Linked DNA regions of Homo sapiens: regions 1 and 2 are each linked to region 3. Evidence: chromatin contacts called from ENCODE Hi-C data. All regions are on one chromosome and are shown on one strand. The core of a region is the stretch at or near the end of the contact, and the rest is flanking DNA. Distances in the headings are between cores, read along the strand shown.

Region 1 (4,244 bases), core at 171-2,670, 2.6 Mb after region 3:
TTTATTGAGTGCTTACGGAGGCCAGCTACTAAAGGCCAGCCACTGAAGTAGATACTGAGAAAATACAAAGCTCTGGAAGCACGCCTTTGCCCTTGAGGAGTTCTTTCTAGTCAGTGAGGCGGACAAAGAAATAGTTACCGTATGATAAGTTCCGTGATAAAGCTATGTGTTGGTTATTGTAGCACAAAGGAAGATGTTGCATTCAAGGCCACCTTTAGTGAACGCTAATATCGTGTGCTGGGACAAATGCCACATATTGGGGGGGAGTCCTCAGGACCCTCACAGATAGATGGTGGTAATAATAGTATTCACTATGTGCCAGGCACTGCTCTAAGCCCTATAGGTGGACTGTTTAGTTCTCTACAATTCTATGAATTAGGTAGTACTATTAGCTCTGTTCTATAGACCAGGGAACTCAAGCATAGAATGCACAACAGTCACACAGCAGGTAAAGGGTAGAGCAGGTGGGGAGCCAGTCAAGGAAGGGAAACTGTCCTAGGCAGAGGAATAGCCTTTGTAAAGGCACAGAAGAGTGAGAATGCTTGACAATCAGTGGGACTGGAATATAGGGCTGTGTAGGACTCGGGGAGGGAACAGAGAATAATAGAAAGGTTGGACAGGACTGGATATTGACATCCTGGAATCTCAGGTTCAAGGGAGGACTCTATCATGTGTGCAGAACTCCACCCCGGGGGACTCTATTCAACTGAAGCCTGAAAGGATGGGGGGCTCTTTCTCCACCCCTGAACTGTGCTGTCCTCCACCCTCAGAGACAAAAGAACCCCAGCCAGCCTCCTCGCGCTGAGGTCTCCCCCTCTGATCCCTCCAGGATTTAGGAAGAGATACCAGGTCATAGAAAAGGAGATGAAAGGCAGGGAGAAGACAGGTCTGAGCCCTGGGTCCCAACACCGAAAACACCCCTAGGGCCCTGGGCAGAGTGACCTCACTGTTAGTCCCTGCCCAGGCTTGAAGTAAGAGGTGAGCAAGATCACGTGGGGGTGCTGTCCCGGCCTGCAAGTCCCAGTCCTGTCACACACTAGTCAGTTGGGGTCGGGGGAAGGCCTTCCTGTGCCTCCTTTTACCTTGCCAGCCTCTAAACTAGGAGGCTTCTTCCTACATAAACACGCCCACAGTGTTTAGCTAACTTTCTAGGCAGAAAGTTTCCTACTGGGGCACAAGTCTACGGGCTCTCGGTGGAGGCTGAGGTACTCACGGGTGGAGACCACTGCAGCCGCCTTTGTAGATTCAGACTCCCCGAACCTTTAACCCTTGCTCTGGTCTACTGTCCCTCTGTCTCAAGCAGTCCTCCCTCCTTCTGCGCTGCGGCGCCTTTAAACCTTCTTGGCCCTTGCCCCGCCCCGGGTCCGCCCCGTCTGAGGCGGGACCCTCCTGAAAATCCCCGGCTGGGCAGGGCGCACCACTTGCAGCTGCAGCCCTTGCCTTGAGTCAGTGCGCCGCTCTCCAGCCCGCTTGAACGGTGAGCAGGTCGGGGGTACGGGGGTCGGGGACATGTGCGTGCTGTGTAGAAAGCAAGAAGCCAGCGCTTTGAACTTGCTCCAGCGAGCTCGGGGATCAAGGGCTGGTACCAGGCAAGGGTCCGGTGACTACTTTACCCCGCCCCGTGCTGTCAGGTCCTGTCCCCAAGCCCTGACCCGACATTGTTGGACGATGAGGTCAGGCGAGGTTAGCCCATGCATAGACAGGGCGTCCGTCTGGAGCAGGGACTCAGGGACTGAGCCCCACCCGCGGGCTCCATCGCTGAGTCCTCACTGGGGCGAGGGGAAAAAAGGGCGTCGGACTTTAGCTGGCTGGCCCCGAGTGACCCCGGGTCGTGGCGCCGGCCCTGGGCCAGCTCGTGCTCCTGGGCTTTCCCGCGCGACCCTTCACTTCCTGGTTCCAGGAGCACGTGTGAGCACTGCGTGCCCTCTGAGTCCCCGAGGCCGCCCTTTTCATTCCTGTTCCTGCTAGCTTGCTATTCTGGGGACTTGAGGTCACGGGCTGGGGCTAGGGGGCTCTGCATGGGTCGCACGGTGACCTTCTGTGAAGCTCCAGTCATCTCTATGACGGTCCCCTGACCTCGGGGGTCTGGGTGCTGCAGCCCTGACTGCGCCCCGGGGTGCCCTGTGTGAGGTTGTGGGGGTGGTGGTGGCTGCTTTTACCCTGCCCGAGCGCCGCTGCCCCCACCGGGTGCCCCCTGCTGCTGGGAAAGCCGGTGGTGGCCGCGGGCGGACGGGCGGGCTGCCCAGACCACTGCGTCACCCCAGCGGCGGGAGGGCGGTGGGTGACTCATCTGTTGTAACGGCCCAGGGTGTGGTCGTGGGGGTGGGGGGCGGCGGCTGGGAGGCCGGACCTGCAGGACCGGAGGTGGACTGCCGCCTCCCCCCGCGCCCTGTGCCTCCTGGGGCTACCTGAAGCCGGTGTCCTGGGAGATCTGTGAGCAGTTGGTATCTGTGGGGCAGAGAGAAACGGGGTGAGAGTGGGGATGGAGTGTGGGATTCGATGTAGAAGACCTGCGGCTGGGACGGGGCTCCCCCAGTGTTCTCATTGACTTCAAAGCACCAGACAGCAATGGCTCTCTATCTCTAGCCCCCTCCCAGTTTCTCCTCCCCACTACAAGGGGCAGACCTACAACTGCAGAGGAGGCCAAGGCAGGGCGGGCCCAGTAGGGCCCTACCATTCCAGAACCAACAAATAGGTTTTGTCCAACCGCAACTCCCTCCCTCACCCCAAGGCCTCTGCCCCTGTCCCCCACCCCGGGATTGGCCCCTAATCCTTTCTTCATTCCATCCCTTCTCCCTCCAGAATTTTCAGCTGTGGGTTCTCTAGCTCAGAACACTTTCCCTTCCCAGGGGATTTCTTCTCCTGAACAACTACTTCCTGAGTCCTCTTCTTCACCCCAACACGGGTCATTTCCTATCTTCCCCCACACGCTGTCCATCCCCACTATAGCTGTCTCCTGGAATAATCTCTTGCACCTGGCTACACCCGAGCACTGCTGAGACGATCCCACTTCTGCTCCCGTGCTCACAGCCTGCTCACCACAACGTCTGTGTTGACAGGGTGTTTCTGCCCGGAGCCCCCACCCAGCCTCCAACACTGTTTGGTACACAGAAGCCATGGCAACGGCCCCCACCTCATCCCCTCCTCCCACGCAAGCTTTGGAGCTTCCTGTTTGTGTAGCCTCAGCTTTCTCTTCTGCTCCTGACTCTCGGTGGTGAGGGGCTGCCCTACGGTGGTTCCCTTAATTGTGGGCCGCCCCCCATCCTTGCTGCTGGCTGTGGCACCTCGCTCTGTGGGCTGGTGCCCTCACTGTGCTGCTCTTTGAGAACACTCCCTGTCCCAAATCTGAGTTGGGAAGTTCTCCTGTGTTCCATCTGCACGGTGGATGGAGAGTCCCTTTGTCTTCCCAATTAAACACCCTAGCCAAGAACCCTGAAGTCCTCCCTGCCCCCACCCATGTCCGCCTTTTCTTTGGCTTTGGCTTTGGTGAGGTAAGCTTCCAGCCCAGGGTCTGGGTGGGGCCGAGTGCCTTGCGTGGCCCCTCCCCGTTTCCCGCCTATTGTAACTCCAGGGTGAGGGTGAGGGTTGTTCTCACAGCTGCAGTAGCGCTAGGGTTTAGGTTGCTCCCTGCCAGTCCATCCCCCAGGTTGTTCAGCTGTCACCTTCCTTTGGGGTCCCCAGCTCTGGGGGTCCCCCACACCTGTCTTCCAGCTGGGCATATCTCTTCTCACCCTGGTAGGCAACTTGCTTACTGTTTTCTTTATGTTTGAGGGAAGGCAGGGGCAGGTCCCCTGGGTGTCCCTAGGGTGGGCCTTCCCAGCTCCAGCAGCCGCAGCCCATCAGCTTCTGCCTGCCCGTGGGGGTGGGGAAGAGAAACAGCTGCTGACCAGGCCTGGCCTGGTTGGAACTGCCCCTTCTCAGGACCCCGCCCTATGGCTCTGGCACCTCAGAGCTTGAGGGCAATGGCCCCAGAGTGGAGCAGATACACTGCAGCTGGAGGCCGTGACCCTGCCAGCTGTGTCCAGGCCCCAGCGTTGGGCGGTGGAGGGGGTTCCTCAGCATCCACTTTCCACCCAGTGGTGGGTCTGGGAGGCCAAGTTTGTCCTGCCTTGGGGGGTTGGGGGGCACTGGAAGTGTCTGGCTTCAGGCCTTTCTCTCTGCTCTTAACCCCAGTGTCTAGGTTAATCATTCTCCTGCCCTTTCTTTACCTGTGCCATGGTGATCCCCGAGCCTCAGGCCACTTG
Region 2 (4,109 bases), core at 1,309-3,808, 2.5 Mb after region 3:
GCTGTGGGCTCCCTCTGCTGGCCGCCTCTGGAACCCGCAGTCTGGGTTCCAGAGGGGCCTGGGTTCCAGAGGGGCCTGCTGAAGACACTGTTCTCTCCTTGGGCCTTATCCCCTCTGGAGGGAGACACCAACCCAGTTCTCAACGCCAACCTGCCCCCAGCTCCTTCCCAGCCCCAGGCCACAGGGTAAGAGAGGATACCTCACCTCCCTGAAGACCCCTCTCATCATACTCATACTGGGGGTTGGTTATGACTTGTTTATGAAATGTATCCCTAACATATAGAACTATGTTCCCTGAGGGCAGGGGAGCAGGCCCACCTTGTTTACCATGGCATCTCCAGTGCCCAGTACAAGGCCTGGCCCAATCAATATTTGTTGAATGACTGAGTTTACAGGGTGGAGAGGCTTGGGAGGAGGGACAGTGAGGTGTAGGAAGATTTGGGGCTTTGGGGACAGACAGACAAGCCTGGGCTGAAGTCACCCCTAAGCCACTTAAAAACTGTGTGGCCTTGGGCAAGGTACTTAACCTGCCTAACCTCAAGTTTCTCTTCTGTTAAATGACACCACCTTGCAAAATATGCTATAAGGACTAGGACTAATATCCAAAAGGGCCTTCTTGTGTAAGCATTTCATAAATGACATCTATCATTATTACAATTGGTAACATCTTTCATCCCTCAAGCATCATGAAGGCATTAAATCCACTCGATAATTAAATCCATTATAAAGGGAGAGACGTATTCTTCCAAAAGCTTCCCCTATGAGTTTCAGTTTTCACATAGCTCGATATGCCTGTGGATGGATTTAGATGATGAGGTTCTGGAGCAACCTTCTGGATATTTCAAAGTGGGAATAAACAGGCACCTTATTGCCCTGTTCATGGGCCAGTGCTGGCAGTCCTGGGAAGTGAGGGCTGGACCTCTGATCTCCCTTCAAGGCCTCAGTTTCTCTGGTTTCTCCAGGGTTCCTCAATGTGGCTTCTACTGGCAACCCCGTGAGCATCTTCTCAGAGTCAGGCACTGTGCCACGCTTGAGGAATACCATGTCAAGGAAGGTCTGGTCTGGCCTGTGCCACTTACCCTCTCTGGGCCTCAGTTTCCTCTTCTGTAAAGGGGGGTGAGTGAGTGGGAGGGAAGGGGGATGAGAGGGGAGAGGGAGGATGTTGGAGGGTAGAGGGTGGTAAATGGGCTCTGGGGTCACCTCCCACTGACAGCCACTCTGACAGCCTTGGCTTTGCAAACCTGGCCATCTCTTCTCCCCATTCTGGTCTCATCCTTCCTGCCCCTGCCCACTTCCCATCTTTACAGTTCAGGAAGAGACAGAGCACCTGGGAAGGGTGCCTCCTCCATTCTCCCACCTCCAGGGCAAGCCCCACTCTTCCTAGAACAGAGCAATGTTCATCTCTTCCCACTGTCACTGAACATAGAGACTCCTTCACCTAAATGCCAGGTCTAAACTAAGCCTCTTAGGAAGCAGTTCAAATAATAATTCAAAACCTAAAACAAAATAATCCTTATCTCCCATTTTGTGTTAGTTTCCTGTGCCAAACACTTTATGTACATTACCTATCATCACAATAACCCTTTGGGTGATGTGATCAACCTCAATTCAATTTGCAGAGGAGAAAACTGAAGTTGAAGGAGGTTAAACAACTGGGCTAGGATCACCCAACCCAGAAATGACGTCACATGGACGGCCCCCTCTCCTAATCCATTTTTCTTTTGGTTTTGCCCTCTGAGGGGGTGAAAAACAGGTCTCCAGTGACCTTCTGGATCCTGGAAGCGCCCTTCAGCTCAAACCCTTCGCATTCAGGAACTCCTGGCTTCCGCCAACCCCTACTTCAGCAGGGTTTGCAGCGAGGACTATGGCTCAGAGCAAATAACTGAATTCTAAATGCGTGGTCACAGTCACCTCGCCAATCCCAGGGACCCTGCACCCAACTCTCCAGGAAAGGCTGGCAGGTGCGGGGTGGAATGCGCTCTGTGCGAGGGTGGGTGGGAATTTCGATGCGCAGAGGTGCAGTTAGCTCACTCCTGCGGGGGCCTCGGGCGGAGCCAGGGCCAGGGGCGGGGCGAGGCCGGGGTCCAGGGCGGAGCCAGGATTGGAGGCTGACGTTAGCCCTGCGGGGACGGGGAAGGGGTGCGGCTTGGGACTGGGGCGGGGCCGGGGCCCGGGGAGGAGCCAGGATTGGAGTCCGACTGTAGTCCTGGTGGGGCGGGGCGGGGGAGGGGCCGGAACTGGGGCTGGGCCGAGGCCCGGGGCGGATCCAGGGCTGGAGTCTTGGCGGGGCGGGGCGGGGAGGGGCGGGGCCGGGGCGGGGCTGGGACTCGATGCGACTCAAAGGTGAGTTTCGAGGGGCGGGGCGGGGCCGGGGCCAGGTGCGGAGCAAAGGCCGGAGTCTGGCGGGGGTGGGGCAGGCAGGGCCAAGGCTGGGTCCGGGGCGGGGCGGGCCTAGACGGGGCGGTGGAAGGGGCGGTGCCGGGGCGGGCCGGGGCGAGAATGGTTTCAGAACTGCCGAGGGCTGGAGGGAAAGCAGCGGGAGGGGCGGAGGGAGGGGATTCGGCAGCTCCAGTTCAGCTCGCTCGGCGCACCCACGCCTCGCTGCCCCGCTTCCTGCCCTCAACCTGGGCATGCGCCCCCCACCCTTCCGGCCCCCCAGAACCCGCGCCATCCCCCGGAGCCTCCCCAGAGCTGGCCGCGCAGGATGGGCGCCCTCAGGCCCACGCTGCTGCCGCCTTCGCTGCCGCTGCTGCTGCTGCTAATGCTAGGTAAGCCAGGCCCCCGTTCCGGTTCCCGGCCCTGCCGGGCAGGTGCCTGCCATCCAGCACCCCCCTAGCATTTCGGGGCTCCTCACATCCTCCTCCGTCAGGGGTACCTCCAGCCTCCCCGGGGTCGGCGTCCAGCTGCGCTTTGTGGCTGTCCGCCGAGCCAGTCTTGGGAAGAGTGCAGGCTCCCCAGCTCTAAGCCAGGGACTGGGGCGTAGAGAGGACCCACTAAGGTGCTGCCCCAGGCACTGCTCGGCCTCCCGGGGCAGGCCACACATCTCAGCTAGCATACCCACGTACTGGGGTCGCTGCACCAAATGCTGCGACTCCTTTCTGCCCCACACTCAGCTCCAGGCCTGGCCTTGGGTGCCCGCCCTACGAGGGCAGTGCCTGCCCAGCTTCATAATTGCCCCAGAGTTGGCTGGAGGCCCAGAGGCCAGTTCTGCCCACGATCTTTGAAGTAAGTCTCTCCCAGTTGCGCTCCACGCACTTCATCAACTGGGGGCAGTTCCCTCTCTCACCCCCATCTCCACCCTGGGTTGGGTCCCTCTTTGCCCTTCTTCCTGTCTCCCAAATGGCACTTGGCTCTGCAGCCACCCATCAGTTTTCACACCGCTTAGTTCCAGCTTCCTTGCCTCAGGAGAAACCAGGTTCCATGGAGACTGATCCTGGGATCTCCAAGCACCTTGTGCCTGCTGTGGTGGGTGTTCATGGTGGGGTGTTCTGGGCCAATCTTGCATGGATGCATGGGGATAATGACAGTGGAATTGTTTTTGGCCTGAACTGGAGGGCTCCCTGTAGGAGGTGGTCTGGGGAAGAGTATGGCATGGAGACAGTGAAACTGCCAGTACAGATGTTGATGAGGCTGAAGCCCTTGAAATGAGAGTGAAGCGTGGGGGTGGGGATGGTGACTTCAGAGCTGCTGTCGTCAAGGCAGAGGCTGAAGGTAGCCCCAGCTGCCTGTTTCTAGACCAGAGCTCCACAGTGGCACCAAGCAAAGCCTTCCCCTGCTGCAGGTCCCTGGGCCCTGCAGGGTTAGGATGAGTCCTCTCCCTGGTCCCTGGGCAGGTGGCAGGAGGATGTACAGAGAGGAAGGCGCTGTGGGGCCTGGGTTGCCTAGCACTTGGTGTGTTTTCCCCAGTGGGCAGCATGGAGCAGGGAGGAGCCCAGGGAGGTGGGGAAGTGCTGGCCTGTGTTTGAAAAAGGAGCACGCAGAGGTCTGAGCACCCACTGCCTGTGGGCACTTACATTCATTTCACAAATGAGGAAAATGAAGTAACTTGCCCCAGAGAGCACATTTAGTGAGTGTTGGGGCTAGGATTTGAACACAGATCTGATTCCAAA
Region 3 (4,128 bases), core at 728-3,227:
CTGGGCGTAAACCACTGGTAACATGTGTTCATCTACATGTTGTATAATGTTCATAATGTAACGACCATACTTGAGTTTTGGACAAGCACAATTCATCTATTATATTTATTTGAGGCAGATATAAGCACCTTCATGCCACAAAAATAGTAGCATGTTTCCCATTAACGATGTTTAGAGGCACGTGTAATGGTAAGCAGCAATTAACAGAAGAGTTAAAAGATATGGATTTTTATTTTGACAACCGAAATCTGAAAAAGTTGAAAATCTGCTCGAGAAATTATGACAAAACTTGGTACATGCCCACAGCCTAATCCATCTGCATCAAAATATATGAAAAATTTGGTAATAATCTACCATTATCAAATATATTTTTATTAGAATTTAAATACCAGTATTAAAGAAATCCAGTATTTCTCCCTCCTTTTCTGGCTTCCCCCACCCAGCCCCTATCTCTGCTGGTATACGTATGCCCTCGAAATGAATAAGTAAACCTCTTAAAGCTTTTGAAAAACAGTATCAGAGTTGAGACATAACCACCAACTGAATCCTATAAATGCTTGGCAGCACAGCCTATGAAGTCTTTCTTTGCTCCAGCTAAGTGAGCCAACTGACTAACCGTGAAGGAATAGACAACTGCCTTGAGTTTCCGGCGAACTCTTGGATCCACACCCAGTGAATTTCACCTAAAAGTCCTTAAACTTTTGCAATACCAAATGACACACACATATGATCATAATCCTATTACCTGATTTCAGATTTCATAAACCATGTAGAAGTAAGTGTAGCACAGCGACAGGCCAAAGTTCAAGCAGCCATATGTTCAGCATACGTGTGCTCAGCCCTCCAATACCATCCTTCTGCTTGGCCAAGAGAGGGGAAACCCAGAAATTTCAATTCTCTCTCACTACCAGTATCATGGCAAACCAAACCAAAAAAAAGAAAGAAAAAAGTGGCAAGCAAACAGGTTTTGTCCCACTGTCCTGTCCTCCAAATGTATCCCCTGTCTTTGTCAGACCTCTCAAATCTTTTCCTCATATATTCAAGACACACCAACTCGCTTCCACCTGACAGTGCCAACGATCTCCTGTCCCACTACAGGCCCCCACACTTGGTATAACTGTCCACAAGGCCCTAGCCTGAGAGCCTCGAGGTCTCTACTGCCCACCCGGGAGAGGCCCCACTCCCAACCCCACACGCCTACACGACCCCCTCGGACTCAGACACTGGCCCAGACCTCCTCCCACAACGCCCCCAGTCCATCTGGGGCGCGCTCATTCCATCCCTGGCCCCGCCATCCACCCGGCTGCCCAGCCCACACACCCTCTCGCGGGGTGGCGGAGGATGGGGTGCGACTGCGGGGCGCACGGGCTGGGGTGTGTGTCTGCGGGCGAGCGGGAGGCTCCTCGGCGTGTGCTCGGCTGCCCGCGCTGTGCACGTTCGTGCGACGCGTGTCCACGTCTGAGCGCGTGGCCGTGTGTGCGGTGGGGCCAGGCCCTCCGCCCGCCCGGGTCCCGAGCCCCGCCGTCTCCTCGCTGGGCTGGGAGCCCCTCACCTTTCTCGGCGCGACCGCAGCTACGACCGTCTCCAGCTCCTTCCGCGCGGCCACTCATCGGCGTCCCGCGCTCGCTCCGAATATATACCCTCATCCGGGGGGCCGCGGCGGCGGGGCGGGCCGGGAGCGGGGGCCAAGTGGAGCGCCAGCCCCGGCCACCCCGCCCCTCTCGCCACGACTAGTGGCTGCCGACGCCTGAAGGAGTGGAAGCCGACCGCCCAGACACGTCAGCGCCGGGAGCACAGACGACGACGCGGACGCGGAGGCGGCCGCGGCCCGGGGCGCCGGGGCGGGGCTAGGGATGGGGGCCGGGCATGAAAGGAGTAACCCACCGGGCCGGGGCGGGGCCTAGTGCGTCACTCATTCTCTGGCCCAATGGGAATAGTTCTGGAGCGCAGTCGGCTGGCGTCCCGGTCCCTCCTGCGCACTAACTGAGGGTGAAGGATGTCGGTTGGGTCTGCTAGGAGGGGCCAGGAGCCGGCCGGCAGAGAGCGGCTCGTGGGTCCCAGGACCCCTGACGTCCCTAGGTTGTACTGGGAGGTGCGAGCCCGAGGCTCTTAGTCGGCCCAGCGGCACGGGGCACAAGCGGGCCACAGAGATGGGCAGGGAGCTGTGTCCCCAGGGTGGCGGATTTCCGAGCCACCCACGCGGGTGGTTGGGAAAGGGCGGTGGATTTTCCTGCGGAGAAACTTTCAGGGCGGGCCTGGCGCGCTCTCTGACCTTGGGCTAGTTATTTTGTGTGCAGTTCACAAGATGCCTGGCCGGGCTCCAAACTCGCTCTCTGTTTGGTTGTGTTTTGGCTCCCAAGAAGGCGAAGCCAGGCCTTTTTTCTTTTGCACAAACAGACAGGAAAGGAGAGAGGAAATGCAAGCAAAGGTAGTAGGTAACCTAAGGTAGTATAAGCCCGGGGTCATCTTTGTGAGTTTGCAGACTTAACGTCGCTAGGCCTCAGTACTCTGCAGAAAGATGGTGGAGGACCTAGATGACCTCCCAGGCCATTCCAGGACCAGTGTTTACAGTCCTGTTACATAACCTAGTGTGGGTGTGCACACACAGGTTATTATATGTTCAGCACTGTGCCCTTGGAAGCTATGTTTACATTTAAAGTTGTGTTGCATTTTGCAGCTTTTGCAAGAAGTGGAATATGTTGAAATACGAAAATACCTAGATTTAACATACCACCTATCATAAAGAGATTCAGGCGCCTTTCTTCTACTTTCTTGGGTGCAAAGGCCTTTTCATTCCCTTTACCAATTGCATAATCACCCACTGCCTCAAGTAACAACAGAAAAACTTAAACTTGGTAAGTAATGCTGGTAGATTTACATTCAGGAGATTGAATACTCTCCATCTCTCATGATCCTAGAACTTCCTTCGTTTCTTTGAAAGAAGAATAGTGTAGTGATTGGTTTATAGTGTAGTGATTGGTTTCTTAATCATGGGATCTGAAGACAATTTCAGCTTTATTGCTTGTGATCTTTGGCAAGCTACTTGTGCTATCAGTTTTCTCATCTATAAAAAACAGACAATAAAGATGAAAATGCCATTTGGTGGTTGTATTAAACCAATCGATATAAATGAAGTATGTAAAACAGTAAACACTAAATAACCTTTAGTTATTATTTATTATTGAGCACTTATTAATTCAAACTAGGAGACCCAGATTCAAAATCAGTCTACGCTTACTAACTGTGTGACTTTGGGTAAGTCATTTAACCACTCCAAACTCCAATGTCCTTTTATGAAATGAAGCTAATACCTATTTCACATGGGTATAGTAAAAAATGAGAAAGAACCTAAGATAATGTCTGGAATATTATAGGCATTCTATAAGTCATAGATGAATGACTGAGTAAAGAGCAAAATTATTAGTTAGCAATCCTTTAAAGAAAAAAGATAGAACTGAGGTCCAGCTCAATGTTTTTAATGAACTACTATAAAATCACATTTGTACTTTTACCCTTTTTTGCTGAAGTTTCATTTGTTTGTTATTCTGGTTACTAGGCATAAGAGGGGCCATAATCTCATCTTGCCAGCTAAATGTCCAGAAATGTCTAACACTAGAGTTATTTCTGTCCTTCGAAATACTTTTTATATACATGGTCTTTTAAGAGCTGATTGAAGAAAACAAGGCAACGATGTTCACACTACCTATGATTTTTTGACATTACACCAAAGGTATCAGCTAATGAAGTTAGACAACAGAAATCCTAAGAGGCTTATAAATTAGAAAAAATATATAAGAATTAAAAAATTATTTTTTAAGAATTTTAAAAAGTCATAAAACTACTTCGACTTGCAAATGACAAGAGAGAATACCTGGAAAGCCCTTGAGAGTCAACAATAAGACTAACAAACCACAGAAAAATTTTGGTTAGTGTATTAGTCCGTTTTCACACTGCTATCAAGAGATACCCAAGACTGGGTAATTTATAAAGAAAAGAGGTTTAATTGACTCACAGTTCTGCATGGCTGCAGAGGCCTCAGGCAACTTACTATCCTGGTGGAAGGCACCTCTTCACAGGGCAGCAGGAGAGAGAATGAGTGCTGAGCAAAGGGGGAAGCCCCTTACAAAA

Evidence for each region. A loop is a pair of places that touch in the nucleus more often than their neighbours do. Pooled maps may share reads with other maps.
Region 1: a loop to region 3 is called in a map of CD8-positive, alpha-beta T cell, with 14 times the contacts of the local background. The contact joins the promoter of TAGLN2 here to the promoter of UAP1-DT in region 3. A Hi-C loop is called at or near these places in 2 of 168 maps with a recorded cell type or tissue (CD8-positive, alpha-beta T cell and natural killer cell) and 8 of 50 pooled maps.
Region 2: a map of CD4-positive, alpha-beta T cell shows a loop between it and region 3 (13-fold over the local background). The contact joins the promoter of IGSF8 here to the promoter of UAP1-DT in region 3. A Hi-C loop is called at or near these places in 2 of 168 maps with a recorded cell type or tissue (CD4-positive, alpha-beta T cell and naive thymus-derived CD4-positive, alpha-beta T cell) and 10 of 50 pooled maps.

Annotation. Positions count from the first base shown.
Region 1 is chr1:159,922,683-159,926,926 of GRCh38, reverse strand. It overlaps TAGLN2 (transgelin 2), which reads left to right and starts at 1,420. Exons shown (of 5, transcript NM_003564.3): 1 at 1,420-1,477. It overlaps LOC124904437 (a long non-coding RNA gene), which reads right to left and starts at 3,049. Exons shown (of 2, transcript XR_007066683.1): 1 at 2,976-3,049; 2 at 1-2,448. RefSeq lists enhancers at 1,742-2,318, 1,791-2,990, 3,130-3,289, 3,300-3,399, 3,800-3,979 and 1 more and a silencer at 2,050-2,459.
Region 2 is chr1:160,097,068-160,101,176 of GRCh38, reverse strand. IGSF8 (immunoglobulin superfamily member 8) reads left to right here and starts at 2,558. Exons shown (of 7, transcript NM_052868.6): 1 at 2,558-2,768. The coding sequence starts at 2,705. RefSeq lists enhancers at 1-281, 3,370-3,896, 3,897-4,109 and a silencer at 1,974-2,803.
Region 3 is chr1:162,559,202-162,563,329 of GRCh38, reverse strand. UAP1-DT (UAP1 divergent transcript) reads left to right here and starts at 1,977. Exons shown (of 3, transcript XR_426859.4): 1 at 1,977-2,092; 2 at 2,678-2,855. UAP1 (UDP-N-acetylglucosamine pyrophosphorylase 1) reads right to left here and starts at 1,608. Exons shown (of 11, transcript NM_001324116.5): 1 at 1,553-1,608. RefSeq lists a silencer at 1,120-2,019.